Regions from separate parts of the Homo sapiens genome. Here regions 1, 2, 3, 4 and 6 are each linked to region 5. Evidence: chromatin loops called from intact Hi-C (ENCODE). Cell type or tissue: heart left ventricle. All regions are shown on one strand. Each heading gives the region's core, and the rest is flanking DNA. Links, peaks and the distances in the headings are about the cores only. Region 1 overlaps L3MBTL4 (L3MBTL histone methyl-lysine binding protein 4). Region 2 overlaps L3MBTL4 (L3MBTL histone methyl-lysine binding protein 4). Region 3 overlaps L3MBTL4 (L3MBTL histone methyl-lysine binding protein 4). Region 4 overlaps L3MBTL4 (L3MBTL histone methyl-lysine binding protein 4). Region 5 overlaps TMEM200C (transmembrane protein 200C). Region 6 holds the start of L3MBTL4 (L3MBTL histone methyl-lysine binding protein 4).

Evidence for each region. A loop is a pair of places that touch in the nucleus more often than their neighbours do. Peaks named below come from ENCODE experiments on the same cell type or tissue, not always from the same donor. Only the 100,000 strongest peaks of a DNase experiment are listed, where the experiment ranks them.
Region 1: a loop joins it to region 5, with 2.3 times the contacts of the local background. A loop is called at or near these places in 2 of 110 quality-filtered maps.
Region 2: it touches region 5 in a loop (2.8-fold over the local background); 7 of 110 quality-filtered maps call a loop at or near these places.
Region 3: it touches region 5 in a loop (4-fold over the local background); 9 of 110 quality-filtered maps call a loop at or near these places.
Region 4: a loop joins it to region 5, with 4 times the contacts of the local background. A loop is called at or near these places in 15 of 110 quality-filtered maps.
Region 6: a loop joins it to region 5, with 2.5 times the contacts of the local background. A loop is called at or near these places in 8 of 110 quality-filtered maps.

The regions. Positions count from the first base shown.
Region 1 is chr18:6,313,482-6,318,804 of GRCh38, forward strand. All of the region lies in intron 1 of L3MBTL4 (L3MBTL histone methyl-lysine binding protein 4), which reads right to left. Among named protein-coding and RNA genes, the nearest start is that of MIR4317, 58 kb to the right of the region's middle. In heart left ventricle, for the core only: a CTCF peak has its summit at 2,284; no DNase peak of the experiment used is centred there.
Region 2 is chr18:6,056,553-6,061,875 of GRCh38, forward strand. All of the region lies in intron 16 of L3MBTL4 (L3MBTL histone methyl-lysine binding protein 4), which reads right to left. Among named protein-coding and RNA genes, the nearest start is that of TMEM200C, 160 kb to the left of the region's middle. In heart left ventricle, for the core only: no CTCF peak of the experiment used is centred there; a DNase peak (open chromatin) is centred at 2,695; H3K27ac peaks cover 2,225 bases.
Region 3 is chr18:5,966,960-5,972,282 of GRCh38, forward strand. L3MBTL4 (L3MBTL histone methyl-lysine binding protein 4) reads right to left here. Exons shown (of 19, transcript NM_001330559.2): 17 at 2,434-2,603. The region is part of intron 1 of LOC121725015 (a long non-coding RNA gene); the gene reads left to right. Among named protein-coding and RNA genes, the nearest start is that of TMEM200C, 74 kb to the left of the region's middle. In heart left ventricle, for the core only: no CTCF peak of the experiment used is centred there; a DNase peak (open chromatin) is centred at 2,472.
Region 4 is chr18:6,225,282-6,230,604 of GRCh38, forward strand. The region is part of intron 10 of L3MBTL4 (L3MBTL histone methyl-lysine binding protein 4); the gene reads right to left. Among named protein-coding and RNA genes, the nearest start is that of L3MBTL4-AS1, 29 kb to the right of the region's middle. In heart left ventricle, for the core only: no CTCF peak of the experiment used is centred there; no DNase peak of the experiment used is centred there.
Region 5 is chr18:5,887,779-5,893,101 of GRCh38, forward strand. TMEM200C (transmembrane protein 200C) reads right to left here. Exons shown (of 2, transcript NM_001395400.1): 2 at 1-4,379. The coding sequence starts at 4,285. The coding sequence ends at 2,420. MIR3976HG (MIR3976 host gene) reads left to right here. Exons shown (of 10, transcript NR_172496.1): 9 at 1,302-1,395. Among named protein-coding and RNA genes, the nearest start is that of TMEM200C, 5.1 kb to the right of the region's middle. RefSeq lists a silencer at 2,785-3,004 and an enhancer at 3,522-4,049. In heart left ventricle, for the core only: CTCF peaks have their summits at 2,965 (motif pointing left) and 3,175; DNase peaks (open chromatin) are centred at 3,023, 4,023 and 4,283; H3K4me3 peaks cover 1,378 bases; H3K27ac peaks cover 180 bases; H3K27me3 peaks cover 2,581 bases.
Region 6 is chr18:6,412,657-6,417,826 of GRCh38, forward strand. It overlaps L3MBTL4 (L3MBTL histone methyl-lysine binding protein 4), which reads right to left and starts at 2,255. Exons shown (of 19, transcript NM_001330559.2): 1 at 2,145-2,255. RefSeq lists a silencer at 1,758-2,297. In heart left ventricle, for the core only: a CTCF peak has its summit at 1,956; DNase peaks (open chromatin) are centred at 1,445, 1,975 and 2,335; H3K4me3 peaks cover 2,420 bases; H3K27ac peaks cover 808 bases; H3K27me3 peaks cover 591 bases.

The DNA of each region.
Region 1 (5,323 bases), core at 103-5,102, 430 kb after region 5:
GCACTTATGTACTAAATTCAATAACATTACATTCATTTTGTAGAATGTAAATACAATGTTTCATGCCTAGCTTCTGGTAATACTCTGAACATCTATGCAAATGAACAGCATAGACTTGATGCCTGTAGCGAAGTATTATTGCACAAGACACAAGCACTGCCAAAGCTGGCCTGACTTTCACGACAAATAATACCCCATGACTTGTCAAACTGAAATCATCTGGCTACTGGCATTTTTCTCCTCACCATCAAAAATGATCTGCCTTGATAATCCCTGCAATTATCTCAATAACCTTGATTTGTTTAAAACAGCAAGAAAGCCTGAATTCACATTATTTTATATCAGGAAAAAAAAATGAAAGTTTTTACACTGAGGAGAAATTTCAACATACAATTTGGTAATAATGAATTTCCTCTGAATTTAGAAATAATAAAGCAAAAATATAAAAGTCACCAAACAATCCATGTAAGATTTTGCTGCCAGACAAAAAAGGAATCAAATACAAGAGACCATTAAATACATAGGAGATGAATGTTATACAGATGGATGGCAGATGATAGATAGATAGATAGATAGATAGATAGATAGATAGATAGATAGATAGTCTAACACACAGAAAAACAGACTTAAAGAGAGATTTTGTATAATCCTTTATAATGTCAATGCAAAGAGCATATTCTACTCAACCGAATAGGACATTTCTTTTGAAATAAACCTAACTTGATGTCCTTGGCATGGTATCAAAATACATGGATTACTCTGACTGTCCATGATATATGGCCTACTCCCAGGAAGCCCCAAATGTCACATCAGCCACATGTCTCCTTGTTGAGCTTTGAAAAAATATATAAAGTTTTTAGAGTTAAAAAAAGAATAATGTCAAATTATAAAACACATCAAAGAAACACATTATCCAGGGAAAGTAAAGGTATATACCAACTAGACTGAGCTGTGCCCGGTGTCCTCTGGCTTTGTGACAATGCCCGAGCACCACCTACCATAGACAACGTGATGTTCAGTGATTTTAATTAGAGAAGCTTCTAAATAGTGTTTTAGATTTAAAAAACAACATAGATAACTACATATAAATGATTTGTATTTCTGTATAAAAATTGAAAATAGTGTACTAATTTTTCAATTTAATCCTCTAAATGAGTTTAATTTCCCTTCATAGTAGAATTATCTGTCTGCATGTTGCCAAATACTAAGGAGATAAATTAGATTGATACTTAGAAAGCATCTGAATACTTCAAATTGAAGGAGTCTATAAATAACTAAAATAATTCACTGTCTGTCTATGTCAAGGTGCTATTTGGTAATTCTTTCAAAAACATTTTAATGATCATCTATTAACCACCAATATAGTCACAGGTACCTTGAGGAATATGAAGCTGATTAATCACACACCCGCTAAAGGGAGATAAGTATAGCAGCCACATGTCCTGGATAACCCAAGGTACGTCTGTCTTCTGCCACTCATCCTGGCATAAGGATTAACAGCACTGCTTTCACTCCCCCAAAATATCCCAGTTTAAACAATAAATCATATTGGTACCATATAGGTAAGAAATATACATAAATGAATAAGAAATGTAATACATGCCATTAAAAAATTACAGAGTGGCCTGGGTGTTCACAGGAGGGACACTATGTCTAACGACATGCACAGTGAAAGAACATTTCTGCTGGTTCTAGGACACTGCACAGATCTTAAATGAATTTATCACCAAAATATCGAATACAAATTTCTGATCACTGAACTGATTTCCCACTATTTCAAAGATACTGCCAGCCTAGAATTTATTCATCCAGTTGATACTCGATGTTAATAATTCATAATGTTTGAATAAATTAATAAATGATTACAAATGAATGCATTTTGATAACTTATGCATGAATAATTGATCCTTCTTAATTGTATTAATAGTAGCTAACATTACTTGAGTCCTCATGTACCAGGCATAGCTATCAGTCCTCTACGTATACACTTTCAATTAATACTTATGACAGCCCGACAATATGTGTACCACTGTCACCCTCATTTCACAGAAGAGGAAACACCAAGGGGTTAAGTAACTTGTCCAAGGTTATGCAACAGGCAAGTAACCAGACAGTACAATTCTGGGGTCCCTCTTTGAACACCATACTATGCTGTAGCTTTTTTAACTATATTGCAAGTTTAGTTATCTGAAACTTAACCACTCAGTACGCTAGCCAAATCCTTGCCACACACAATGATTTAAGTCAGAAACTGACACCAAACGTCCTGTGGGAACCACTCGCCCTCATGTGGAGCCTGTCTGCATAGTGGCTTCATATTGTCACTTTCCTTATGTCATGGCAGCCACCTACTCTCATTTTTTAAAAAATTTTGCCTTTATTACCTATTTTGGAATCTTAAAATATTAATAGTTAATTATGTATTAATTCTGCACCCATAAGTCTTGCATAATACTTTATGAGAATAGCACAGGAAGTCCCAAGATTCAGGGTCCAAAGGGTATCAACAGAGGTTGTCTGCAGCTCAGAACTTTCTAAACAGTTACGTCACTCTCACGGAGTCCATGCCACTCCCCTGCCACCCCCATCGGAGCTAGTGCTGGTGCCTACTGCTGGGAGACATAAGGAAACAGTTACGTCACTCTCACGGAGTCCATGCCACTCCCCTGCCACCCCCATCGGAGCTAGTGCCGGTGCCTACTGCTGGGAGACATAAGGACAGGTCACATCACTGGACCCCTTGCAGATAATCTTCACCAACAGCCTGAAATGTGGCAGCCCTATGGGGTGGCTACACCCAGAGGAATAGCAGTGTTCACAGTGGTCTGGCTCTCAGGGACACCAACTCCTAGGGGAAGGGGAAGTGCACCACATCAAGGGAACACCCCATAGGACAAAAGAGTCTGGATACCAGGCCTTGAGTCCCAGAACATTCTGCTCACGGGAAGTTTCTTTCAGCAGAGGCATTAGTGCAATGCTGGTGCTCGTGAAGGGTCTTGGAGAAGGGGACTTCTTTTCTCTCTTATCCATTACTGCAAACACAGCTGGGGCTTCTCCCACAAGAGCTTGATATGGGTGTATCTATAGACAGCCTTTCTGGAACACTTTAGGGTGACAGCATCCTCACATTAGGAGTGCCCTCCAGATTCAGGCTTACACAAGAGGTGGTCACAACTCCTCTCTACTTGGAACATCAACATTCCTAGACATGAAAACAGGTGCCTGTCTGATAGGAATAGCTGGAACATTGGGTCAGGAGTGCATCTGGGAGTTGGATCACTTTCCTGCTGGCCTGGCAGAAGAACTAAGGTGGCTCCCACCCTTCCCCCTGATGAGACCTCAGTGTTTTTCACTGAAAGCTCCCCCAGCCACCTCTGTCAGGGCTGGGACATCTGCCCACTATTGGGTACTGCATTTAGCCACCTGCTTTAGCCACAACCAGTTTCTACCCAGGGATACTTCCCATACTGGCCTGAAGCTTTAACTATTCAACCCAGTAAATAAATAAAATACTGGTACAAAATAAATAAATAAATAAATAAATAAATGCACACTGTGGGGAAACAAGATAAGCTTCAAGAGATCTCTGCCATTCCAACCCCATAGGAGATGCTGAACTTGTTCACACACTGAGCACATTGTTACTACAAGAGGCGTCTGGGAAAGCCACAATACAAAGATTCACTATAACCAAGGAACCCATACAAATTACTCAGTACTAAAAGCACTAAGAGCCAAATTAGGCTATAATAAACTATAAACATGTAAGTCACATCCTTCTGAAATACCAGATAAAAAATTCAAAAGGTTGATTACTAAGCTACTCAAGCAGATACCAGAGAAAGGTGAAAACTAACATAAAGAAATGAAAAAAAAATTCAAGATATAAATGAAAAATGTTATAAAGAGATACATATTTTAAAGAAAAACCAATCAGAACATCTGGAAATGAAAGACACACTTAGGGAGTTTAAAAATGCATGGGAAACTTTAACAACAGACCTGATCAAGTAGAAGAAAAAATTTCAGAGCTCGAAGATAAGGCTTTTGTTCACCCAATCAAACAAAAATTTAAAAAATAAATAAGAAGGAATGAACAAACTCTCCAGGGAACTTGGGATTATGTAAAAGGTCCAATCCTAAAAATAACTGGTGTTCCTGAGGGAGAAGAGAAAACAAAATGTTTAGAAAAATTACTTGATGGAATAATAGAGGAATACATCCCTGGTCTTGCTAGAGATTTAGATGTCCAAACACAAGAAGCTCAAAAATTCCTGGGAGACTCACTGCAAAAAGGACATCACCAAGGTATATAGTCATCAAGCTATCTAAAGTCAACATGAAGGAAAGAATTCTAAGAGCAGTGAGACAAAATGCAATAGGTAACATATAAAGAAAAATCTATCAAACTAACAGCAGTCTTCTTAGCAGAAATCTTAAAAGCCAGAAGGAATTGGGATTTTATTTTTAGCCTCTTTAAACAGAATAACTGAGAGCCAAGAATTCTGTATCCAGCAAAACTAAATTTCAAAATGAAGGAGAAATAAAGTCATTTTCAGACAAACAAATGCCGAGGGAATTTGTCAGTACCCCAGACCAGCCCTACGAGAAAGGTTAAAAGGAGTTATAAATCTTCAAACAGAAGCTCAGTATGCACTAGAATAGAATCTCTTGAAAGCATAAAACTCACAGGGCCTATAAAACAATAACACAATAAGAAAACAAACCATCTAGGTAACAATTAACATGATGACTGGAACAGTACCTCACATCTCAATATTAATGTTGAAAGTAAATGGTGTAAATGCTCCACTTAAAAGATACAGATTGGCAGAATGGATAGAAAAATCATAAACCAAATATCTGTATTTTAGAAACCCACTTAATATGTAAAGATTCATATAAATTCAAGGTAAAGTGGTGAAAAAAGATATTCCACACAAATGGAAACCAAAAGCTAGCAGGAGTTACTATCCTTATATCAGATAAAACAGACTTTCAAACAACAATAGTAAAAAAAAAAAAAAAAAAAAAAAAAAAAAAAGACAAAGAAGGTCATTATATAATAATAAAAGGATCAATCCAACAAGAGGATATTACAATCCTAAATTTACATGCCCCTAACTCTGGAGCTCCCAGATTCATAAAACAATTACTATTAGACCTAAAAAATGAGATAGAACAGCAACACAATAATACTGGGGGACTTCAACACCGCACTGACAGCACTAGACAGCTCATCGAGACAGAAGGTCAACAAGGAAGCAATGAAATTAAACTACATGATAGAACAAATGAAGCTAACATATATTTATAGAACACT
Region 2 (5,323 bases), core at 164-5,163, 170 kb after region 5:
TCAGCTGCTTTGAGAGGTAGAGAAAGGCTCTCTATGCGACAGGCAAGGAGACTCAGGCCCACCCCCAGGGCTCAGCCACAAAGCGAGTTTGTGGCTGGGCTTAAAGTCAGGTCTCCAACCCCACTTCTAATGGCACTTTCCGTGAAACCACACAGTCAGTTAACTCCGTGGGTGTCCTGATGAAATGGTAGGCCATGGGGGAAAAGCTCTGGATTTGCAGAGGTCACTCTAAGCTGCAACTCTGTCATTATTGAGCTGTGTGACGTTGGGTAAATCACCTGCTCTGCAGATCAAGTGCCTCAACAGTAAAACAGAAACCACAATCTTTCAGAGGAAAAATGGGACAGACATGAAAGTAATTTATAAATGAAAACTGCTAGATGAACATATTGTTATTATCAGTATTACTATCATAGTGAACATATTAAGAAAACAGTTATTTGATGCCACTGCTAATTTTTCTTTTCTTTCTTTCTTTCTTTTTCTTTTTTTTTTTAAGATGGAATCTCGCTCTCTCATCCAGGCTGGAGTGCAGTGGCACAATATTGGTTCACTGCAACCTCTGCCTCCCAGGCTCAAGCGATTCTCCTGCCTCAGCCTCTCGAGTATCTGGGATTACAGGCATGCCACCACGCCCAGCTAATTTTTGTATTTTTAGTAGAGATGGGTTTTTGCCACGTTGGCCAGGCTGGTCTCAAACTCCTGACCTAAGGTGATCGTGATCTGCCTGCCTTGGGCTCCCAAAGTGCTAGGATTACAGGCATGGGCCATTGCGCCTGGCCAAAAGTATGTTTTTCATAATAACAGAATAAAAACTAGGCAAGAGTGTATAACAATCTATCACCACTGGGGAAAATTGGTTTTTATTTTTTAATTATCTCTTTCTAAAGGCAAATAAAAGAGAAAAATGTCATCAAAATACCTATATCTAAAAAACTCAGGAAACTTCTCTCTCTGTTTAGTTTCTACTTTCTTTAAATACTTCTTGTTTACTTTATTAATTTTTTTGTGATTATTTTATAATCTGACTTTTTCTGAACCTCAAAATCACTGAAAACTTGGCAGTCAAAATGTGAAGAAAAAAATGCATCAACTAAAAAGTATTCAAAAAAAGAAAACAAATCAACAATGAAAAACATTAAAAAATAATGAACGAGGGAGAACCACGTAAATAATAGAAGAAAGAGTTGTCTGTGCTAATAAATAAAGTCCATGACAAAAATGATACACGGTGTACCCCCACAAGGCAGCAGTAACCATAGCAACAAGACAAGCAGTGTACTCAGAGTGACTCAACCAAATACTTAACATATATCAGGTATAGTTCCTAAGCCTATTTTCATATGGTATTGAAATATTTTATGCCCCTTCCTTATCTAAAATTGCTCATAATAGCTATTCCTTTAATTTATAAAGAGATAAAAATTTCTTGTGTCTTAACTTTTGTAATAATCAACATGACTTAACTCAAGTATGCTGGAACCAGCAACAACTCTCATTTTCTAGTTCTCAGTAATGAATTTCAGTTGAACTGAAACAGATTGTCCAATGATACGTGTGGGAATCAAGACATCAAATCCTGATTCTTCTCCTTAGACATAAGGTGCTTGGCATTACTATTTATAAGTTTTATCTCTTAGAAATTTAATGAAATGTCAAAATAGCAGTGCTGTCTGGGTAGAGAATCCCAGGGCAATCTTTGTCTGAAGGTTTTTAAGAAAAGGAATTCCACGGCCTCATTCTCTACATTGCTCCAGTACCCTGAACCTTCTACCTAACACTTTTGCTGCATCCTTTAGAACAAGCCTTGAATTGTTCCTCATTGTCTGTGTCTTTATGGAGTATAAATCTCAGGTTTAGAAAACTTTTTCGTACAAAACAGGCCTGTCTCCCCAAGGAGACTATGAATCAGGGAAGTTTTTGTTTGTTTTTGTTGTTTTTTTTCAAGTCCACGGTACCCATAATCAAGAGAAAAAGTGTCTCACACTATCAATCTGATGGAGGGATGCAGGGGCTTTCTCTCTTTGATCCAAGGTATATTTGAAGGTAAAGGTTCTTTGCTCTGGCCTGGGGACATTTCCCTTTAGCACTGCAATTAGAGACAAAGAAGACAAAGCCTGGCAGTGCTGTGGGAGGAATGATGAATAAAGGAGAGAACTGCTTTACTTTGGGGGGCATCCTCTACACCCATAAATAATCCGTACATGTTCATAGACTCTAAGGATGGAAATGCCACATCTTTCAAAGCCAACATGCATGTTAATCTGATACCGGGAATAAGGTGAAGTTATTACAATTCCCTATCACCTTGCCTGGAATGGTGAGCCTGGAATCCAAGAATCTTAGAAGCCAGTTTTGGCTCCTGAGAAAAATACTGTGCAGTGTTGGAACACAAAGGTGCAATTATTCCAGTAATAAGATCTGCTTCTCCGGTTGTCTCTGGGCTGTCCACTCTCCCACAGCTCTGCACAGTCAATAGCCAAGGACCCTCAGCTGACGGCAGGTGTCAGATTACTATTCCAGCAGCAGTGTCAGAGGGACTGATTACGCATCTAGTCTGGAGTGATGTGGAAAGGTGAAGCTGCATTCTATTATAACCAGAGACAGTGTCAGTATGGAGAAGAGGATGTGTCAGAGACAGACTCCAGTTCGAGAGGGTTATTTCTGGAATACTCCAAGGAAGCCTCTGGCGTGGCTGCCCACATGCACCAGACTTGTTGCTGTGGAATGTGGTGTTCAGAGTTGTCACTCCCTCAAGCCTTGTACCTAAAAATAAGTATCTACGTATTAAAGCAGGTTTATTTTTACTCAGACTTTCTTATTCTTGCAGTATAACTTTTCTTCACATTTACAATTTCAAAATATTTTGTCAATAATGTTTATAATTCTTAAAAATCCATAAATCATAATCCATAAACCTTAAACCAAAGTCTTGTATTCCAGCAAGAAAACTGGCTTTCTCATTTTCATGTATTTCTGGAATTTGATAAGAAAAAATTTTGTATGAAAAGAAGGGCAAATGGATTTTTTTGAAGGATAATACAGAATATATTAAAAACCAAGCTAAAAAAAAAGCCTGATATCCTAGAAAGGAGACTAAGAGGGCACCCAGACCCCTCCACTCAGTTCCAAGAATCTTCTTCTCACTTAAAGCCTCATTGGCTGCTGTGATGACGCTTCTAGCAGAGCTGTGAGTGGAGGTGTTTCAGAAGATCTGTCAGGGAAACAAATTAATCATTTCAATCTTAGCACCTCCAAGCCTAGAGGCCATTAGAATGCCTAGAGGCCATTAGAATGGCAGCTGGTGTCTAACCTGGGATAAAGTTCTCTAGTATTTATTTTTTCTAAGTGAAGTAAGGCTAAAAGCTATCCATTGTAATGAGAAACTGACTACATTCTATTCTATCTTGTAAGCTTTTGTTATTAATATTTTAATTGACATCTAAAGAAAGTAGTAGAGTGCTGCAGGAGAGTATTATCAATAACAGATGCAATATCTGTGTTCCATAAGAACCAGTATCTTGTTTATGTTGTCTTACAACTCTATTGTCATTTATAATAGATATTTAATTTTTTCTAGGCTAAAATGGAGAATATTCATTACATACTCTCATTATGCCATCAGTTTCTTTTTCTTAATTGTCAGAATAGCATCCTTGAGCTATGTGGTTATCCAGCTCCTTCCCTTAGAATGATCTTTCAGTCCACTGCAAATAATTCCTTTCCTCTCCCCGCTACTCCAGTTTGTCCTATTCCTCTATGCCTAAAACATTAAAACGCATTCAGGTACACCAAATACTGCTGAGTCATTATGAAGATACGAAGTACTCGCAATCAGCTTTTTTTTTTTTCTTTTTAAAATTGATCTTTTATTTTTCAGGGCAGTTTTAGGTTTATAAAAAAAAAATTTAACAGACAGTACAGAGATTTCCCATATGCCCCCTTTACCCCTAATCCCATGTCTTCCCCTATTATTATCTTACATTAGTGTGGTACATTTCTCACAATTAATGTACCAATATTGATATATTATTAATATTATCAACTAAAAGTCCTTAGTTTACATTAGGGCTTTATATTGTACATTTCTATGGGTTCTGACAAATGCATAATGACATGTATCCACTATTGTCTTTTTGCTATCTCTGTAGCTTTGTCTTTTACAAAATATCCATATTCAAGTATATTGCATAGGCTTGGAATTATGTATGTAGCCCTTTCAGGCTGGCTTCTTTCACTTAGCAATATGCAATTAAGGCTCCTTCATGTCTTTTTGGTGCTAATTTCTTTTTATCACTGAATAATATTCCTTTGTATGAATATATCCACAGACTCACCTATTATCCATTCACCTATTGAAGGACATCTTGGTTGCTTCCGGTTTTGACAATTATAAATAAAGCTGCTGTAAACATTCATGTGGAGGTTTTTGTACAAATATAAGTTTTAAATTCATTTGCATAAATGCCTAGAAATGTGATTGCTGGATCATATGTTAAGTCTGTTTTACTTTCGTAAGAAACTTTGCAAGAAACTACCAAACTATCTTTCAAAGCGGCTGTACCATTTTGCTTCCCTACCAGCAATGGATGACAGAGTCCCTGTTGCTTCACATTAGTATGTCAGTGTTTTGATTTTAGCCCTTCTAGCAGGTTTTGTAGTGGTATCTCATTTTAATTTACAATTCCCAAGTGATATATGATGTTGATCTTTTAATATGCTTATTTATCATTTGTGTCTGCTGATATGTCTGTTCAGATCTTTGGCCTTTGAAAAATTGGATTGCTTTCTTACTGTTGAATATTAGCAGTTCTTTGTACATTTTGCGTACAATTCCTTTCTTAGATATATGTTTTGCAAATCTTTTGTTCCATTCTGGGACTCATTTTTTTCATTTGCTTAATGATTCTTTCATATAACAGAAATGTTTAGTTTTAATAAAGTCCAACTTATCTAGTTTCTTTTTCATGGTTTGTGCTTTCGGTGTTTATTCTAATAATCACCAAACTGAAGGCCACCTAGATTTTCTCCTTTGTTATCTTCTAGAAATTTTATTGTTTTGCATTTTACATTTAGATCCATGATCCATCCTGAGTTTGTTTCATTTTGAATTTGTTGCACTTGTTCTTTCTTTTCTAGTCTTCCTCTCTTTTTCTCCCTTCTCTGATTTTAATTGAGCACTTTATACGATTCAATTTTCTCTTCTCTCTTATCATATCAATTATACTTCTAAATTAAAAAACGTTTTTAGTGATTGCCCTGAAGTTTGCACTATACACTTACAACTTACCTAAGTCCTCTTTCTACTAGCGCTATACCATGC
Region 3 (5,323 bases), core at 84-5,083, 79 kb after region 5:
TTTTCTTGGCAGTGCCCCACCAAGGCCCTGATGGTTCCACTTCCTGGGTGTCTCCTTCTCATCCACCTCTTCTCGTCTTATTCTCTACAGATCTGTGCAATTCTCATCTTCCTGAAACGCCATCTTCACAAAGTGACTTTCCGCATAAGAACCCAGAACGGCTCTGTCCAGCAGACTGTGGGCTGTGCACACTTTCTGCCCTGCCTCTGCGGCCTTTCAAACCAGGCCCATCTCCCGGTCCTGGGTTACTTTCCTCTGTGCCCAGGGCCACAATGAGCATGGTGGGCAGGAAGTCAGCTCATGGCCTGGTTCTGACTGTGGCCTGATGCAAGTCACTTCGTCTCTGGGTATCTCAACTTCCCCATGAGTAAAATGGGAAAGTGAGTATCCGCCTTACTGTCATTATATTCATATAGCTGGTTTATCATGATTAATGCCTGCACAGGGCGTGGTGCACGTCTGCCATCACTAAGTCTGTGAAACTCACTTCCATGCAGCCACCTCTGTTTCCCCATCAACTGAAATGGCTTCCCTTCTTTGTTTCTGATTAGATACATTCCATTTTTTTTCAAAATTCAGTTCACAATTGATTTCCTTGTCATTCAACATTCATTCAACACACATTTACCAGGTGCCTATTAAGTGCAGAGTGTAGTGAGGGGTTCTCAAGATGTCATGCCAAGTGAGTGCGAGGTCAGGCCAGAGTGCAGATGCCCTGCCAGAGGTGACCTCTGGCTCAGACCGAGGATCCGCAAGAGTTGGAAGTGAGCATGGAGCCCCAGGCTGCTGCTGGCAGTGGGCAGAGTGGGAGAAGGCGGGACTGTTTGAGTGTAAGAACAGGCCGGGGCAGCAGGACTCCCTGGGGCAGGAGGGGACGGCAAGAATGGCAGGACAAGCAAGGGTGGAAAAGGGGACTTGTGAAGGGCGCCAGGGGGAGCCAGGGATTGTTGTAAGCTGGGCAGAGACATGCCCAGAATTCTGCCTTCTCCACCACGTTCCTCACGATCTGGACTCTGTTGCTCTGCACACACAGGTGGGAATGGAACTGGGGCCATGATGCCAGGGGGCCATGAGCCCAGTGACAAAGAGGGCAGAGGAGACACACTCAGTGTCTCCAATTTCTGGGTGGGCTTTGGCCTGCCTGTTCCTTGGCCCAAGGCTGGGAAGGCGGACTTAAACCAAGATTAAGCTGACTGAAGTAAGTGCTCCAGGAACATTGTGTGACTAATTTAACTGCAGCTGTAGCTCTAATCTTGCCCTCAGAGTGACCCAGGGTTTTCCTTCACTTAAACAACAGTTTCTCTAAGGCCTGACTAGTAAAAACAGTATCTTTATCCAAAGGAATTACAGGTAAGTGGTATATTCCTTAAATAATACATTTTAAATATGAAGCATTTCTACAGCATTATTGTAAAGCAATGGGGCTTAACTGTTCCTTATTAATAACCAATATTGAAGCTAGGCAAGGTGGCTCCTGCAAGTAATCCCAGTGCTTTGGGAGGCTGAGGTGGGAGAACCGCTTGAGGCCAGGAGTTCGAGACTAGCATGGGCAACATAATGAGACCCCGTATCCACAAAACAAAAAAAATTAGCTAGGTGTGGTGGCACATGCCTATAGTCCTAGCTACTCAGGAGGTTGAAGTGGGAGGATCGCTAGAGTCCAGGAGTTCAAGGCTGCAGTGAGCTATGATCATGCCACTACCCTCTAGCCTGGGTAACAGAGCAAGACCTTGTCTCTAAATAAAATAAAATAAAATAAAATAAAATAAAATAAAATAAAATAAAATGTAAAATAACCAATATTGTAAGGCATGTTTATAATGAAATCTGATCCAACTTGCCCCCTCTGTGCAGCTTCTCATACAATGTTGTGACCAAATATACTTTATAAATGAAGCGAAGGTGGGCCTGCTCATCTTGTAGCTTTAGATGAGCAAACCTGCAGCAGGGGCCTGCTCTGCCATGAGTGTGCCTGGATCCCATAAGACCACAGGGCAACTGGCAAATGGATCCTTGAGGTGCAGGATGTCCTGGGCTGGGCACCTTTCCCAGAGCACACGTGCCTAGGATGCAAGCCTCAGATGCTTGCACATTTGTGCTTGCCCAAATTAAATCTCTGATATGGAATTGGAGGCTTAAGCCCCTCTGCTTGAATTAGCCCCAGCTGATAGCTCTGGGCCTCGGGGGGCACTGGAATAAGGCTGCGGAGGGGAGGTGCAAAACCATCTGGGCAAGTGGTGGGCTTTCCTCATCTCCTCAGAATCATATCTGGCTTCTCCCTCTAATTTAGGTTTTAAAGTTTACATGGCAGATGCGATGCCTAAGAGAAAAAGGGCGCTGTCCCAGACATCAAAGAATGGTCAGTGGGCACCTTCCGCCTATTTCTCAGCAGCAGGCACACCCCAGCCCTGGCCCCCCAGCAGCTCCACTCACCTCATCCACAGTCCAACGTGCCACTTGGCTGGCCCGGATGTCAGCCACGCCTGGAAGCAACTTGCAGTGTTGCTCCCTGCCGAGGGGAAGGTCCCGAAAAGGGTGGGCTGACACCGTGGACATGGACACTGACTGGTGAAGCACCTGCTGCGCCTGCTCCACCGAGTATTCTGTAAGAGAGGTGGGGTGGGGTGAGGCTCAGGCTCCCAGAGAGCAAGCACTGCTGTGTCAGCCCCGCAGTCCGGAGGGCCCAAGTCAGGGGACGGAAAGTGCAGACACCACCAGAACCCGCGTCTTCTGATCGTACAGCATCACCCCCAAGCATACCCTATGCCACCAGTCTGTTTTTGAGCAGTGGTCATAGACAGATGTTACCCATGCCCAGAAGACTGTGGCTGTGTGCCAGCCACATTCAAATAATCTCTATGAGATGCTGTTTGATGGCCAATGAAGGGCTCGCTTGTCACTGCCACTGGCTTCTCTCTCCTTAAATCAGGAGTCAGAGGAATCAAGGAACCGTGCAGAATTTGACTAATAAGCAGATTGGCACACCAAACCATCTGGGATGTGTATGTACACAAAGAATAATTTCTTCCTGGAAACAGCCTCATGAGTCTCTAAAGACAGAATGAGCCTCAGTCCACATCTGGCTTCATAAATCCCCTGAGTGATACTGAACATGACATGTAGCAAGGGTCCCCATGAGAAGCTGGGTGATATCAGCTGCTGCTGCTGCAGATCCCCAGCAGCGCACCATGACCTCACCTGGGGTGACATCCTGTGGCAGCCAGGGACTTTGGAAAGCAGCGGAAGCTGAGACATGACCTCCCTAACACAGGCACTCTTAGATGGGGTGCTCTTTTCTGAGCAGCTCTGAATGTACCATGGTTATAAAGTACAAAGGACAATGGCTGTTTGTTTGCACAAGATTGGCTGCTGCAACCAAGGAGTGAGACTTCAACGGGATCTCCATGCACTTCAGCCCCACACTTATCAACAGCCTTCTGTGCTGGTTTCCTGTCTTCAAAAGTGACTTTAATCTTATGTTACATCTCAACATTTAAGGAAAAGGTCTCAATTCCCTAATTATTTAGTTTAAATCTACAAATGGATAAGGAGCAAAAATATTACAGAGATTTCAGAGAAAACCAATGCCTTTATAAGGACATCTTTTAAGATACTTTCAACACACATTAGCAAAATAAAACTGCTGATATTAGAAGAGACTTTGAAAAGACCACAAAAGGAAATGTTTTAAGCCCTCCAGAAGTCTACCTTTTATAATGCAAAGAGAAGGTTAAATAAGCAGTAGGCACATAATTTAAGGTCTATTATGATGGTTTTTGTTTTACTAACAGAATCTGAAAAACCATTATGCAAATATTTCCACCTCAAATTAATTACAGCTTTTAGTAGGTGAGGCTGACCTGCATGATCACAGTCACATATACTCATTAGTAATCAGAAAGGTTCTAAACTACGAGCGAGCTTGTCCATCACTGGGCTTCTCTGTGCAACACCACTCTCGTGGATCGGAACAGACATCCTCATATTTAACAGTGCTTGCTGTCTACACAGATAAAGAGACAGCAAAATTGCCAGCTTCTCCCCAATTCTTATGCTCCAGGTGCAAGCAGCAGCAAATTCCTCTCTAACTGCTGATTGTCCAACACTGACCTTTTTAGTATGTAAATAGGTTATCTCTTCTGTGTAGTTCAGCCAACAGTATGTAAGCCTGCAGGTTCTGAAAGGAAACTTCACATCTTCCTTGAAAAGGCAGTATGTTGGCAAATGTGAATGTTTTTTAATGAAGTTGTCAGGCTGGACAAGGGGCATGTACAAAACAAGCCCTTGAAACCCGGAGTGGGAAAGTCACAGGGTCAGTCTGCAGTTGCAGTGACACAGAAATGATCAAGACCTTGCTGGGAAGCCAGGAGTTAAAGCCCTGCACTCTTAGGGATTAAGACCTGGGCCAAAACTGGGCTGTATTCTGGAAAAGAATAACCACATCACTCAATCAGTTGTTTTTGCTGAAATAGTGTGGACTTAAACTCAACATATATGTATCTCAAACTCATGCCCTGGGTAAATTAATCATGCATAGTTTCCAAAATATATAGGACTCTGAAAAGACACAGTGAAAGAATCTTATATATTGGAAGAACAAATATGTCAAGTGATGGTGATTAGATTTCTGTGATTCCCAAATGAAAGCTGAAGTCATTAAAAATGTAAAAGAAAAAAAGACACACAAAAACCGGAAAGCTGTGTGCTCCCCAGCAGGAAAATTTCCCACACCATAATTCTGGAAGCAAATTATCTGCTTTGGGTGCTGGGGCAGACTCTTGGAAAGACACCTAATGTGTGGCTGAACAGTCCAGGGGCTCCTCAGTCCACTGCTTGCCACTCTCAGGGCTGGTTCTGGGCTCTGGAAGATGACAGATGGGGAATTCAGTTAGTCCAAGTAGCAAGATGGCCTTTAGGTCACAACGAAAGAGATGGAGTTCTAGCTTTATGCTGTGCATTTGAACTCAGGTTAGCTTTATATTATCTATGGCTTTTGAATACAGTTACCTGTGTCCCTATTAAATCAAACTATTTGAAGGGAAGCCTGAATAAAACTGAATTTGGGAGTGCAGGAAAGCTGTGGGGAATAGGCTGTATATGCCAAAGGGAGTCCTGCATGGGCACTGGGGAAAGACCTACAGGCACTTGCTGAGCTGTGGATCCCCTACCTGGGGTTCAGAGTTTTCACTAGGCATAAGGGCTTGTGTCTGTTTACAGGCAACCTCAAGTTCTGGGAAATGCTTGCCAGAATCTGTTATATGTTGAACACAGATAATGTTTTACTATTATCAATTTTACCATATCAATTATACATCATGAGACA
Region 4 (5,323 bases), core at 147-5,146, 340 kb after region 5:
AATCAGCTTACATTTTAGTAAAGACTTAAAGGCCAAGTGGGGCTAGCCTGTCAGTCTGGAATAATGGGCCTGCCCAAGTGCTCAAGGGAAAGGTTAGGAGTGAAGCACAAAACTGGAGAAAGCTCCCTTCCAGAGCACCAAAGGTAAAGAAAAAATGTTAAGGCAGCACAAGGAAAATAAAAAATACATTAAGGGTGGCCAGGCACAGTGGCTTACACCTATAATCCCAGCACTTTGGGAGGCCAAGGCAGGTGGATAGGTTGAGCTCAGGTGTTCAAGATAAGCCTGGGAAACATGGCAAAACACCATCTTTACCAAAAATACAAACATTAACTGGGTGTGGTCGTACACACCTGTAGTCCCAGCTACTCAGGAGGCTGAGGTGGGAGAAGTGCCTGAGCCTGGGAGGCAGAAATTGCAGTGAGCCAAGGTCGTGCCACTGCACTCCAGCCTATCTAAAAAAAAAAAAAAAAAATTAAGGGGAACATAGGAACTACAGTAGACTTCTACTCAGAAACTATGCAAGTCAGAAGATAAGACAGTGACACCTTAAAAAAAAAATGAACAGGAAACCTTTCAACCCAGAATTATATACCCAGCAAAAATGTCTGTACAATGTTAAGGCAAAATAAAGGCTTTTCCAGGCAAATAAAAACTGACATAATGCATTTCCACCAAATTTAAGCTACAGGAAATTATAAAGAAAGTTCTTCAGAGAGAAGGAACATAACACCAGATGGAAATTTGGATACATACAAAGACATAAAAAGTGCTGAAAATGGTGAACATAAAGGTAAAAATAAAATACACCTGCTTAATATAAATCACTGTAAAAGATAATGTCCGCCAGATGTGGTGGCCCATGCTGTAATCCCAACACTTTCGGAGGCAGAGGCAGGTGGATTACTTGACGTCAGGAGTTTGAGACCAGCCTGGCCAACATGGCGAAACCCCATCTCTACTAAAAGTACAAAAATAGCTGAGTGTCATGGTGCACACCTGTAATCCCAGCTACTCAGGAGGCTGAGGCACAAGAATCACTTGCAACTGGGAGGCAGAGGTTGCAGTGAGCCTAGATCGCACCATTGCACTCCAGACTGAGGAACAGAGTGAGATTCTGCCTCCAAATAATAATAATAAAATAAAAAATAAACAAACAAAAGATAATGTCATAATCTAAAACAAATACGGTAACAGCCTTTACGAGATATAGAACATATAGAAGGTAAAATTGCTTTTACTTCATGTTTTCCTTATTTGCTCATTTTATAAGAAAAATAGTCATCTAGAACTAAAGACAACAAGAGGAGAAATGGCAGGAAAGAAAATGGAAATAAACTGTTGTACTATGGGAACAGCTATACTATTTCTCACACTGTGGGAAAAGTGATATAATAAAGTAGACTGCGATAATAGGTATATCATAAACTGTAGAGCAACTGATAAATATTTTTAAGAGGCATAATTAAAAAGTCAATACTGAAGGTAAAATGGAAGCATTAAATAATACCCAATAAAATCTTTAAAAAGTCAGGAAAATATTTAAAAAAACCAAAACCATAATGGATAAATAGAACACTAACACCAAGATGAGGGATTTAAATTCAGTCATACACATAAATATGTTACATATTTTTGGAAACCCACTTTAAATATAAATATACAAATAGGTAAATTGTAGGTTAAAAAGTATGGAAAAAGATATGCAATACAAGCATTAATCAAAAGAAAGTTAAAATGGCTAAAGAAATGTTACCAGGGATGAAAAAGAAAAATACATAAAAATAAAGGGGACAATTCTTTAAGAGAACAAAATCATTCTATAAGTGTGTGCACCTAATAAGAGTGCTTCAAAATATACAAAGCAAAAAACTATAGAATAAAAAGGGGAAATACACAAATCCACACTTACAGATGACTTAATCCTCTCTCAGTAATCAATGGAAAAAGTAAACAGAAAATTGGTAAGAACACAGAAGACATGAACAACACTCAACCGACTTGAACTAATTGATTATTGATGGAACACTCCACCCAACAACAGCAAAATACACATTGTTTTCATGGATGTGTAACATTCACAAGAAAAAACACATTCTGAGCCATGGAGGGGAAAATTATGTTTTAAAGAACTGAAATAATACAAAGTACATTGTTTGATAACAAAATTAAATTAGCAAAATTGAATTCATAGCTAAAACCTTCCCAGAAACAAAACCTCAAGCCCAGATGGCTTCACTTATGACTTTTACCAAATACTTCAAGAATAAATAATACTAATTTTAAACCTGCTGTTCCAGAAAATGTACACCAAGAGAGGAATATTTCCAATTCATTTGTGAGATCACCATTTTCTGATACAAAAACCAGTTTTAAAAATTAAGAAAAGAAAACTCCAGACAAATATCCTTCACAAATATGGGTGTTAAAATCAATAAACTGCAAGGAAATCAAATCATAACTCACTCCAGCCTAGAACTCCTGGGCTCAAGCGATCCTCCCACCTCAGTTTCTGAGTAGCTGGGACTGCAGGTGCATGCCGCCACACCTAGCTAATTTTTTTTTAATAGAGATATAGTCTTGCCATGTTGCCCAGTCTGGTCTTAAACTCCTGGCCTCAAGCGATCTTCCTGCCTTGGCCTCCCAAGATGCTGGGATTATAAGCATGAGCCATCATGCCAGGACAAGAACAGCTTTTTCAAAACTGACACATAATAGTTGTACACTATCTGATACAGGCCACCGTAAAGCTATATAAGCTTGACAACGTGGTATTAATGTAAAGTTACAGGCATAAATCAATAGAACAGAATACAAAGTCCAAACGTAGACCTAGACATACATTGTCAATTAATTTTCCATAAAGATGCCAAGGTAATTCAAAGGAGAACAAATAGCGTTTTCCACAAATGTTCCTGAAACAACTTGAAATCCATATTCCAAACAAAAATCAAACCTTGGCCCCTACAGTGCACCATATATAAAAAGATCTCATTGTAAAACTCACAAATATAAAACTTCACTAGAATAAAAGAAAATATTGTGAACTTCTGATAGGAAAAGATTTCTTAGTACACAAAAAAGCTGAGACTCATTTAAAAATTAATTAATTGGGCATCATCAAAATTTTTAAAATCTGCTTTTTGAACAATATTGTTCAGAAAATGAAAAGATGAACCACAGACTGAGAGAAAATATTTGCAAAATACATATCTGGTAAATAAACTGTCTCCAGAATATATTAAGAACTCTCAAAACTCAATAATAAGAAAAATAATTCTTAAAAAATGGACAAAAGATTTGAATACATATTTAACTCAAGGAGAGCATATAAGTACATGAAATGTTACTTAAGATCATTAATTATTAGGGAAATGGCAAAACAAAACCACAGTGAAACACCACCACACACTTACAGAAAAGCTGTATTTTCTCCTGCCGCAGGAGAGCCTGTGAAATGTCCCATCATGGAGATGCGGGGAGAGAAGACCCTGAGTGCCTCCAGGAGCAGGGCACATGGGGGTCATTGTCATGGACAAAGGATCAGAAGTGACATCAAATGCCTAACTTGAAGTTAGAAAGCAACAAAGCAATATCTTCAAAGCTCTGAGGGGAAAATATTTTTAATCTGAATTTTCTTCTGATGGAGAATGTGAGAGTGACTTAATACCAGAAACAGAAAACTACACAAGGCAAATAGGTAACTATTAACTCCAGGGAAAATAAAAGTGGTAGAAGAAAGAAAATGGAATCACAGGAAACTCTAAGCTAAAAAAATTTTCATACTTATAATAGATGCACTAAATATTTTTAAAATTAAATATTAATGTTGGAAGTTAGTGTTCGTGTGAATAGTAGAAATTAAGAGACAGTACTGGAAAATGGAGCTGTATGAACACATACTTGAGGAACACAGTGATAAACATCAAAAGTAACAGGCTTGCCCCTGTTGGGAAGAAGAATGCTGTTTTTTATCTATAAGACTTGTAATACAACTAAGTATGTGGGTAATTGTTTTCAAGTTTTTTTAAATTGTGGTTGTTTGGGTTTTTATTGTTGAGTTTTAGAAACTCTATATATACCCTGGATATTAATCCCTTATCAGATATATGATATGCAAATTTTTTCCACTCTGTAGGCTGCCTTTTCACACTGTTGATACTCATTGTCCTTCGATGTATGGAAGTTTTTAATTTTCATGAAGTCCAATTTGTCTATTTTTTCTTTTGTTACCTGTGCCCTTGCTGTCATATTCAAGAAATCATTGCCAAATCCAATGTCATGAAGCTTTTTCTCTACGTTTTCTTTTAAGAACTTCAATAGTTTTAGTTCTTAGGTTTTCTTATGTTTAGGTCTTTGATTCATTTTGAGTCAGTTTTTGTATAAGAGTCCAATTTCATTCTTTTCCATGTGAATATCCAGTTTTCCCAGCACCACTTGTTGAAGACTCTCTTTTCCCCACTGAATAGTCTTGGCTCCCTTGTTGAAAATCATTTCACCATAACTGCAAGGGTGTATTTGTGAGCTCTCTATTCTACTCCACTCTCTATTCCATCTCTATCCCCATGTGAGGACCACACTGTTTTGATTGCTGTAGCTTTTCGGTAAGTTCTGAAATCAGGAAGTGTGAGTCCTCCAACTTTGTTCTTTTTCATGATTGTATAGACTATTCAGGGTCCCTTGAGAGTCAATATAAATTTTAGGATGGATTTTTCTTTTTATTCTCAAAATGTCTTTGGAATTTTGATAAAGATTAAGTTGAATCTGCTTATATCGCTTAGGGTAGGTTGACTTTTTTTAAACTTTTATTTTAGGTTCAGGCATACATGTGCAGGTTTGTTATACAGGTAAATTACATGTCACAGGGGCCTGGTGTAAACATCATTTCATCACTCAGGTAATAAGAGAGGTAAAAACTATCCCAGGTAGATTTTCGATCTCTCTCCTCCCACTCTCCACCCTCAAGAATCCCCCCAGTGTCTCTTGTTGTTTTATTTCTGTCCATGTATACTCAATGTTTAGCTCCCACTTGCAAGTGAGAACATGGGATATTCTGTTTTCTGCTCCTCTGGTAGTTCACTTAGGATAATGGTCTCCAGCTCCATCCACATTGCTATAAAGGACATGATCTCATTCTTTTGGATGACTGTGTAGTATTCCATGGTGAATATGCACCACAGTTTATTTATCCAATCTACCATTGACAGGCATTTGAGTTGACTCCATGTCTTTGAGATTGTGAATAGCGCTGAGATGAGCATACACATGCATGTGTCTTTATGGAAGAACAATTTATATTCCTTTGGGTATATACTCAATATCA
Region 5 (5,323 bases), core at 115-5,114:
GATTGTGAATTACTACACTTATACACTTCCTCTGAAGTCTAAAGAAATCACAGGCTCCTCCCAAGATTTGGAAAATTGAGCTCATCTTTGTCTATCTTCAGAAAAAAAATCTAGTTAAATTGTTCAATGGTTAAGTTAGATATTATCTGATATGGAACTAAGTTTGTGAGATATAAACAGTATTCTGTCCACCCCTCCTTAGTTAAGCTAAGAGGTATTAGCTTTATTATTTGCTAAATGTCACTTAGCATTTGATAAATGTAACATTTACAGTGCATTCTCCGAGGACTGGAAACAGTATTGTAGAACACCAGAACCTGTTTTCCCCTTGAAGTAACACGCTATCTCAGTATATAAATTACCCAGTACCCAAGGTAATGGAGAAGAAAACCTAAGGAAGTTTGACATTTACTTTGGAAGTGTGATAAAGCAATTGAGACTGTTGAAATTTAACACTACCTTGAGGTCTTATTACACTTGCATGTCACTCCTTAGTGCAAACTCACTTTTGCTTTATAGAAGAGCCCAATATATTAATCTACAGCCTTAAAGTGAGTTACCGGTTTAATGCAGATCCAATCTGAGAATAAATTAGGCCCTTTTAAAGTGTATTACAGAATGTTGAGCTAATGGTAATTGACGACGTATATTCACTCTTTGCCAAGTTGTAGGTACAAATGTGATATGATTACATCCAGGACAAGAGCCTGAATTTAAGTAAGGCTTTTAGAGCTGAAGATCATAGAGATTATATCATCTACCAGAGGCCCAGAGGGATTAAGTGATTTGTCTAAGGTTATACAGATAATAGGTGGATATCCCAGATTTCAGACTAGACTTTCTTGAGCTCAAGTTCAAGGAAGGTCCATTCTTCTACACTATGCATTCAGCAATATATTACAATGGTAATAATAATTACAATAACCCCCATCTATTGAATACATCCTGTGGGCCAAGGGTTCTGGTAAACTCCACACATATAAACCCTCCTCTGACCCTGACCCTGTTCTATTCCTCTCATAGCTCCATGAGATATGTCTGGTTCTCTTCATTTTACAGAAAGATGACTGAGACTCAGAGTTTGTGACTTGTACAAGGCCTCACAGCTAGGAGATGCCAACAGCTGGGTCCAATCTCAGCTCGGAATCTGCACTCTGTCTACAGGACTAGCGCTTTGCCCAAGGAGACCAAAATGAAGACATCTTGTCTCCTGGTCTTGAAAATTAACTAATTCACTTTTAATGACATCAAGTGTAAACAATCTACCAAATTATTAAAACATTATCTTTTTGTCTATGTAGGCCATGGATCAAGACCATTAACTTATAATCAGTGATAGCCAAGAGGATGGGAAGAGAATATTAAGCCTGGTGCTCTGCAAATTAATACTTGCAGGTAAATGAGAAGTATCATAGGCATATTACTATTTACTTAACGTTTCATTCTATTTGAAAGAGAAATTCCCAAATGTTAAATACTACCCTACATTTTAAGCTTAAAAATACGCTGGACATGCGACAATGGTGCTGAGTACTTTGGGGGAAGATCACAACAGTCCTGGTAGCAGTGTCACAGCAAAATATTTCAGAGGTACCAGATGAGCTAGCTCCAAGGCAAATGAGGCAATATTATGTTTAACTGTTTGTTCGGAAACTTCTTTTATTAAAAAAGATTTTAAATATTAATGCTATTTTCAATACAGGTGTGATAACACTCAATAAAGCATGGTGTACTTGATATAAATTTCGGAATGTAACAGTCCATCTAGTTCCTGGTCCCCTCCAGTCTCCACCACATAGCCTAGTAGCAAAACGTACACACCCGTTTAAAAATGAAGAAGCTTTTGGGCATTGGGTGAGCACAGTGGGGTGGGGCAAGGAAAGTGCTCGTTCCTGAATTATTCATGCTTTTGGCTTTGACTTCAGTTAGTAACATCAATTCTAAGAGAACTGAGACAAACTCTTCTATGTTCCGCAAAGGAATGGAGAAAAAAGCCTGCCATTCGCAAGCAGCTGTGGGCAAAACCAGCGCAGAGTACAGGGGTCGGGAAATGAGGGATTAAAAAAAAAAGTCGGAGTAAAGTGCACAGTTACTGTCAAAAATATATTATTTTGATCCTAAGAAAATTAAAAGATTTTATCTAATGGACTAGATTGCTGACCTTTTAATACATTTGGTTTTCATTGAACATACAATCACCATCGGACATAAAAAGACTAGTTTGCTTAAAAAAAAAAATCCTTGGAGTTATCTACAGGAATCTTGTGGACGCAATTCAAGGATAACATTCTGCAGCTCTTTGGATATTGAATGATGTCCTCGGATCAGTCCACAAAAGAAACAGGGACCTGTTAATGCACTGATTCAAGTGGGCGTTTCTCCCATTTTCTCTTTCCTCCTCCCCAACCCACCCCTTTCTCTAAATGCCTGTGCTTTCCAGTTCTTCTTCTACCCCTATGGCATGAGACCTGGAAATCATGATGAGTTTCTCCTTGTTTGTAAACTGCCTCTGCACCGGCTGAGGTTGCTCGGCCGTGGGTGGCTCCTGGCTGGCACCCTCCGGCGAGCTCTGCTCCGCACCCAGAACGGGGGCGGCCACAGCAGAGTCTCGCGTTTGACCAGCTACTGCGTCCAAGACCGACTCGGTGGAGGTGCCGGCCTCCCGCAGGGGTGTGTAGCCCTTATTGCTGCTGGATGGGTCATCCGACTGGGAGCTCCCGGAGTCCCGCCTGGTGGGGGGCGAGCCCTCCAGCCGCAGGGGTGGCGAGGGGGAGGCGGCCTTGGCCAGAGGGCTGGAGTCCGGGTCCGCACTCCCCGGGGAGGGCGGGGGCTCGGGGGACGGCGGCGCCCGGTAGTCCGGGAGCCCGCTGGTGCTGCGGCGCCGCAAGGCCGCGTACCTGCCGGTCCTGGGCAGGCGGCCGCCCTGCCCCCTGGCGGCGCGCGCCGCTACCGCGCCCTCGGGCTCCTCCGGCTCCCGGCGCGCCCCGCGCATGCTGCCCTCTGCGCCGCGGAGGTTGGTCATGCTCAGGTCGAGCTCGCCCCTCGGGATCTCCTGGGAGCCGCGTTCCCCCGGAGGCCTCTGCCAGCTGCAGCTCGCGCCCTCCGCGTCCCCGCCCCTATCGCGGCCCCCTTGCAAGGGCAGCAGCGCGAAGGCGCTCAGCGAGGAGTCCACGAAGGAGCTGGCCGTGCTCTGGCGCCCCCAGCTCTCGGGTGGGCTGCAGGGCGCCGGACTGCTGCAGCTGCTAGCGGCTGCGGCGGCGGTGGCAGCGGCGGCCCGGCGACTGCCTGCCACGCCCGAGCGCTCGCGGTAGACGCTGTACACGGCCTCGGCCAGGCTCGGGGGCTCCCGCGGACAGCGCGGGGAAGAGGCCAGGTCCGGCGGGGACGCGGCGCCCCGAGGGCGGCCGCCGCTCGGCGCCGCGGGGTGAGGAGGCCACGAGCCCTTGGCCAGCATCGCCGCCGCTCCGAAGGCGTCCCCGGAGCCACCGCAGCCCCCGGGCTTCAGCTCCAGGCCCCGCGACTGCACGTAGCTGAGGAAGCCGTTGAGCGGTATGGCCCCGGGGGGCGCCGCGGCGGGGGCAGACGACGACGAAGAGGCGGCGGCGGCCGCGGCGGCGGCCGCGGCGGCCGCCAGGTCTTTGGCGCGGAGGCTGTGCACGTCGATGACGGTGGAGTAGAGGTCCCGCAGGTTGATGATTTTGGTCTTCTTGTCCCGGTTCTCGTGGAGGACCGCGTTTGCGCAGATGAAGAGGAAGATGCCGATGCCCATGATGAGGGGCCCGAAGACCTTGAGCTTGTCAGAGTGCAGGTAGCCAGAGAAGATGCGGAAGAAGAAGCCCACGGACGTGGAGGAGGAGGACGGGGAGGCGGCTCGTGCTGGAGGCGTGCTCCTGGGCGCGCCCGCGGAACTGGAGTTGACACCCCCTGGAGCCCTAGGGTGGCTCCTGGACCGGTTTTTGCTGCCACTGCTACTGCTGTTGGCCGTGGTTGGGACCCGGTGGCTGCTGCCCGCAGGCGGCAGCTGCTTACCCCCCTCCCGATTGGTCCCGGTGGCCTTGGGCCAGTAGCCCACCACCGCCATGGCTATGCCCACCAGCAGCACCAGGATCCCACAGAGGGCGATGAGCCCTGAGATGGAGCACAGCTTCAGCTTGCCTTTCACCACCACCACGTCGTTCTTGCGCCTCTTCTTGGCTTTCCGCTTGCGCTTGGGTATCTGGCTTGGGGGGCGGAGTGGATCCTGCTTTCTGGCGGAAATCCTTAGCAGGCCGCCGGTGGCGATCATGGCGAGCTCCTGGAGTGCAGGACTAGCCTCTGGGATGGAGGCTTGCACAGGGAGGGCGCCAACTGCCCACTAGCTGCTCAGCCACCTCCTCCTGCTGCAAAGCAGAGGAAGACAGTCAGAGGGTGTCAGCTTGGCTGCAGTGACATCTCACGCTGCAGCTGCCCTACTCCCAGATCCCACTCCGTGTGTGCCCCCCACCCCAGGGCCTTTATCCACTAACTGAAACAAGGCCGTGTACAGAGGCTGGAGCCAGGTAGACACTAGGGAAGGGAAACGTTGTTGCAACAACTAATAGGTGGTTATAAAACATTGCAATAACTAATATGTGGTGATAAAACCATCTGAGAATATGCCTTCTTCTCCTCGCTCCCCACCCATCTCCTCCACACACTCCATGGTAATATGAGGGTTTGAAATGAACAATGGAGTTCCAACCATTAGTAAAACCTAAATGTAGGGACTCAAAGTAGTGGTTAAGGACCTCCCTGTCAAGATTCTTTCCCTCAGTCCTTCAGGAATTGGAAGATTTTTCAAGGGAGCTGTCACAGGAGTTTCAAGTCTCTCTAAGCTGGGGAATCTGTCAATGTGTGGCCCAAAGTCACTAAAACAGTCAGGAAAGTTACTACTGTATAAAGACAAAGGAATTTATTTCACTGGATGAAAATCAAAGGTCATATAATGGCAGGCAGGCGGTTTATTTACTTCAGATAATTAATAGAGAGTTCACCACTGGGGAAGCAGCAGAGATATTGCAATACTCTGACAATAAATCCCTTCACAAAGTTGTCTCCCACCTATGCCTGTTCCTACAGCTATGTGCAGGCAGATCCCTTGCACAGCCTTCTTCTCTCCTCTCAGCAACATCTGGACAGCTTCTTGGGGTGGAATATTTAGTTTTAGGTAACTGCTTATGTAACTGAGCTCTTCCTTCTGGCCTTCTTTCCTCCCTCAGAGGAACTCCCTTAAAGGTATCATGTGTCAGATTTCATCAGGGAATTTGAGAAGTCCCCTGGAATCTCCAAGAGAAAGATCTTTTTC
Region 6 (5,170 bases), core at 1-5,000, 520 kb after region 5:
CTCAGCAGTTGTCTGCTCACATACGGACTCGGTCCTACGAGTATTTGTTGAGCATGCACTTACCCACGTGCCAAGTCCCATGCCAAGCAAAGGAGGCTTATTACCACCAAAAAGGAGTAAGAAGTGTCGTTTAAGATATAAACCACACAGGTACTGTAATGAAGTTATACAGATGTTACAGAGCACCTAAGATTCTTATGAGAACTTTAAAATATGCAAGCTTACTTCTCTTTAAAGTGAAAGTTAAATGAGTTTCCGTCTCTACAAAAAAAAAAAAATTAGAAAATTAGCCAGGCATGGTGGTGCACAGCTACCCTCCCAGTCAATAGGCTGAGGCGGGATCCTTTGAGCCCAGGAGGTTAAGGCTGCAGTGAGCCATGATGGTACCACTGCACTTCAGCCTGGGTGACAGAGTGAGACCCTATCTCTAAAAAATAAAAATAAAATGTTTAAAAAGTGAAAGTTAACACAGTTCCTTCACTTTCATTACCTCTGTCTTCACCAGATCACCTTCCCACCAATACCCTTTCTTTGGAAACTGAGTGAGAGCACACTGCAGAGGTTAACCAAGCTGAACATTTCTTGTGACCCCAATATTGTACAGCAAAGTGCTAAGTGATTCTGCAGTCAAGGGTTACATGCAATACATCCTCAATGTTGCCTCACATCTAAGAGCATAATTAATAGCAGTTTTATGTTCATCTTCCTTCCTACTCAACCATTACACACCAAGTCAGTGTAGTCGAATCCAATCCCTTTGGATACTCCAAGAAAAAAACCTCTCCTCTTTCAACCGTTTCTCCTAATTCTGTAGTAATATAAGGAATGCATTCCAAGTTTTTAATATTACCAAGGGCCAAAAACAACTCTACTGTACCCACCACCTGTTTGTCACCTTAACCTTTTTAGGTGGAATAGATTAGAAAACCGAAGAGCCACACTACACTTATTTCAGCCAAGGACTGAAACTGGAGCCTGCCACAAGCATCTTCTAGAACAGCTCCAACAGAAGGATCCAGGAGATGGGCCACCAGCAAGTCATAGTGGAGTCCAAACAAGTGTGAAGTGAGAGCGAGTCTTCAGCATGGGAATGGCCGAGTGGGTCGTGGTGACCAGCTGCCTTCCTCTGACTGTTAAGTACAGCAGTCTCAACAGTAACAATGACCAGGCCTTCCCTTTATTTAGTTCCACCTCGGGGCATTGGCGCATTAAGAATGTCCCTCTAAAGGCATATGTAAGATAAAGCACACTTCGCACTTTAACCAGTGACTAAGGGAGATCAAAAGCAGGGGACAATACCCACCCGGAATTTGCGACCTCGCGAAAACGCTCTCACCAATCCCGCAGGTAAGTGCGGCGCTGGCCCAGGTGTGCCCAGCTCGACTCGCGTCCACCTGGGACCAAGCGGGCCCAAGAAGGCCCGGAGAGCAGGCGAGGGCGACTGTGGCCGGCGCGCCCCCCGCAGTTCCAGGCGGTGGCAGGAGCCTGAGAGCCGCCGTCCCAGGCTGGCCAGGCGCCCGCCCGCCCTGCGCGCACTCCCTGGGCTCCCGCTCCCGAGGCTGGGCAGAACTCGCAGAGGAAGACAAGGGCAGAAAGCGGGTGGAGGGAGGCAGCGCTCGCCCGTCCGGGCACACGACACTTGTCGGCTGAGGGGGACACGCGGGCAGACGGGGGCGTTAGCCCCAGAGGAAACAAAAGCCAAATGCCCACCGCCGGGCGCTCGATGGCCGGAGGACTGCCTGGGGGCCCTCAGGAGTCCCGTCCCGTCCCGCTCCCCCGGTCCCAGGCTGCGCTGGCTCCAGGGCGCCCAGGTAGCCGCGCCTGGCACCCCGACCCTGCCCTCGCGGCTGACCGAGGCGCCGGGCTCTGCGGCGGCCGCGCCCGTCCAAAGTAGGCGACAAGTGAGGCAGCGCCTCTCGCGGGGAGCCCGGCGCGCGCCCCGGCGGCGAAAGAGAAAGAGAAAGAGCCTGGGCCGGGACCGGGGCTATCCCCAACCGCCACCGCCCCCACCGGCCCGGCCCTCGCCGCGGGAGTCGTGCAGGCCCCTCTACCTGCCCGGGGATGGGGCCACCCCGCGCGGCGGCGGCCGTGGGCACCCACGCGGGCTCGCGACCATCCCACGCGGGCGGCGGCGTCCTTCTTACCCCCAGCGGAGCGGCGCCTGCCCGCAACGCCGACCGAGCTACAGGCGGGGGGCGAGTCGGAGCGCGAGGTTCCGCCAGCCCAGGCTGCGGCGCCGCTGCCCCGCGGTGCCCGGCGGGAGGGGCGCGAGGGTGCACGCGCGGGGTGGGGGCGCGGGAGCCGCCCCCTGCCCGCCCCGCGCGCATGCTCCCGCCGCACCTGCCTCGCTCAGTGTTCCACACCCCGGGGAGCCGGGTGGCGCTGGGCCCGCCGAGGTCGGGGCTTTCCCATGGGAGGGAGGTGGCTGCGGCGGAATTTTCAGATGCGTCCTTCTCTGTATTCGTTCCCTGGGAAGGATTCCCCCAAATCTTGGCTACTTCCTGCCTGCCAGCTTGCTCCCTGGCAGCGAAGTCCCAGTAGCTCACCCATGCTTCATCCCAGCTCTTGGGGTTCACCGTCTGAAGGCTCTCTCCTCCGGATCCCTCTCGGTCCTGCTGCTCGCTCCGATTTTGCAACCTCCCCCACTCCCCTTTCCTGCTCTTGACTTTGCTACTCACGAGTACCTGGATACCATTTCCAAATAAAAGAATACTCTTTCCAAGTGGCAAGCAGTGTTTACTGACCCTGTTCTAACTGCTTGGAATTGAGCAGGAAACAGGAGCTGGGTAGATCCTGCCCTCATGGAACTTATGGCCTTACTGGCTAGCTTTGGCCTTTCTCAAAGCATTGTCTCCCAGTTTGGGAGGACTGTATTAAATCATTTATTTTGGCTTACAAATAAAGGTAGCTGATAATTGAAGACTATATGTTGTGACTTTTGAATGAAATGTTCTTTCATAGGACGCCTTGTGTATAAACCCTAGTATGCAAATAATAAATAGTAGGTACTAAATAAGTATTAGTTTGTTGCTTTCAGCAGGAAATTGAATCATTTAGCAGGATTAACAATGATACCATCCAAAATGATCTTTTTGGTTTGTCGTGGGCTACCATAAACAGAGAATGAAAACTTGCTTTTTAGGTGAGACTGGGCATTGTTGAAACATAATTTCGTGTCCTTACTGAAAAGAGAAATATAAACCCCTTTGCTAATGAAGTTTTTAAACTAGGAACAATGATCATAGAAATTTGTAAGTGCAAACACACGATTTGTGTTCTGTGCTCTAGTCAGTTAAGAAAAATATATTAGCCAGGTATGGCGGCTCACATCTGTAATCCCAGCACTTTGGGAGGCCGAAGAGGGCGGATCACTTGAGGTCAGGAGTTCGAGACCAGCCTGGCCAACATGGTGAAACCCTGTCTCTACTAAAAATACGAAATTAGCTGGGTGTGGTGGCGGGCGCCTGTAATCTCAACTACTCGGGAGGCTGAGACACTAGAATCGCTTGAACCTGGGAGGCAGAGGCTCCAGTGAGCTGAGATAGTACCACTGCACTCCAGCCTGGGCAACAGAGCGAAACTCCAACTCAAAAAAAAAAAAAAGAAGAAGAAAAAGAAAAACAAAAAGAAAAAGATATTAGAGACAAAGAGAAAAAGAAAGAAGTAGAAGACCTCAGTAGCGAGAGGAAAACATTTGAAACTCAGTTCCAACCAATTTTAACATTGTGCTAAGGACTTACAGTGTTGCATTACTGTGACAATGGGCATGCCTGCAGGTACCACCTTTGGTTGGATACTTGTTCACCAGATTGGATGAAATTAGAACGGGACTCAGCAGGTGAGAGTTCCACCTCCCTGCTACTCACAGGAACACGGATACCATTTTTGGTGAAGGATAAAGTGCTTCAATTATTGCAGTGTATCCCCAGTCCATCCCAGAGGTATTTATTTATCATTGGAGATTCTAGGTATTAGTAATAGAGATATCAAAATGTCCCCAGCACAGAAAGAGTTAAGTGCACTTCTGGTTCCAGGAGCCCTTCAGAAAAGTGAATATTGATGTTATAATATATGAAATCAAAGAAGAAAGCTGGATTGAAATCCAAATAAAGTGAATTTACATCAGCTTATCTTCACTTCTTGGGGGGAAACAATTGTTTTTATAACATGTTTATTGACTATATTTGGTTTAAGTTTATGAAAGCAGACACACTGTTTTCAGGGGCTGGGTTTACATAAGGAAAAGGATACACCAATGAAACAAGTTGAAACAGGCAGGAAACCTCATCTACAGCTACTTAAATGTAAGTGCATAGGTGCATAGTGCTGACAACATATGATTCTGTTCAGAGAAGCTGACATCTGTCTTAAACTACACTGTTATTCAAATTTTATGGAAATATAAGCAGGAACGCATTAGTACACTTCTTACAAAATTTTTGAAAGCTGTTGTAGTAAATCCCTTTTATCTGAACGGCTGCAGATTAAAATGAAATAGCCATATTGTTGATTTTTATAACTTTGCTAATGATCCATCATGAGCAAAGGGGTTTATAGCATTGGTAGTTGCTAGGCATTTTACTTTTATAATTCAGTTGAATCCAACCAACTCTCAATGCAAAGTTGACCAGATAGACAAGGATGGTTTATTGTTAAGATAGAAATTTCTGATGGCATGATACAGAGAACCCCTTTCTGGAGGTCATCAAAACATAACAGGCACAGCAGTCCTATAATGTGTCCATCTATTGTCAATGAAAATGAAACTTTCCACCTGCTAAGATAGTGACTGGTTTTATCCAAGGAACTCTCCATTTTAAAAACTTCGCTAAACTTGTTTACATTTTTCTGGCTGGTTGTGTATGTTTCTTTTCTTTACTTTTCTTTTTTGAGACAGGATCTTGCTCTGTCACCCAGGCTAGAGTGCAGTGGTATGATCATGGCTCACTGTAGCCCCCACCTCCCAAGCTCAACTGATCCTCCCACCTCAGCCTCCAGAGAAGCTGGGACCACAGGCATGTGCCACCACTTCTGGCTAATTTTTTAAATTTTTTTGTAGCGATGGAGGTCTCACTGTATTGCCTAGGCTGGTCTCAAATTGCTGGGGTCAAGCAATCCTCCCCGCTTAACCTCCCAAAGTGCTGGCATTACAGTCATGAGCCACAAGGCC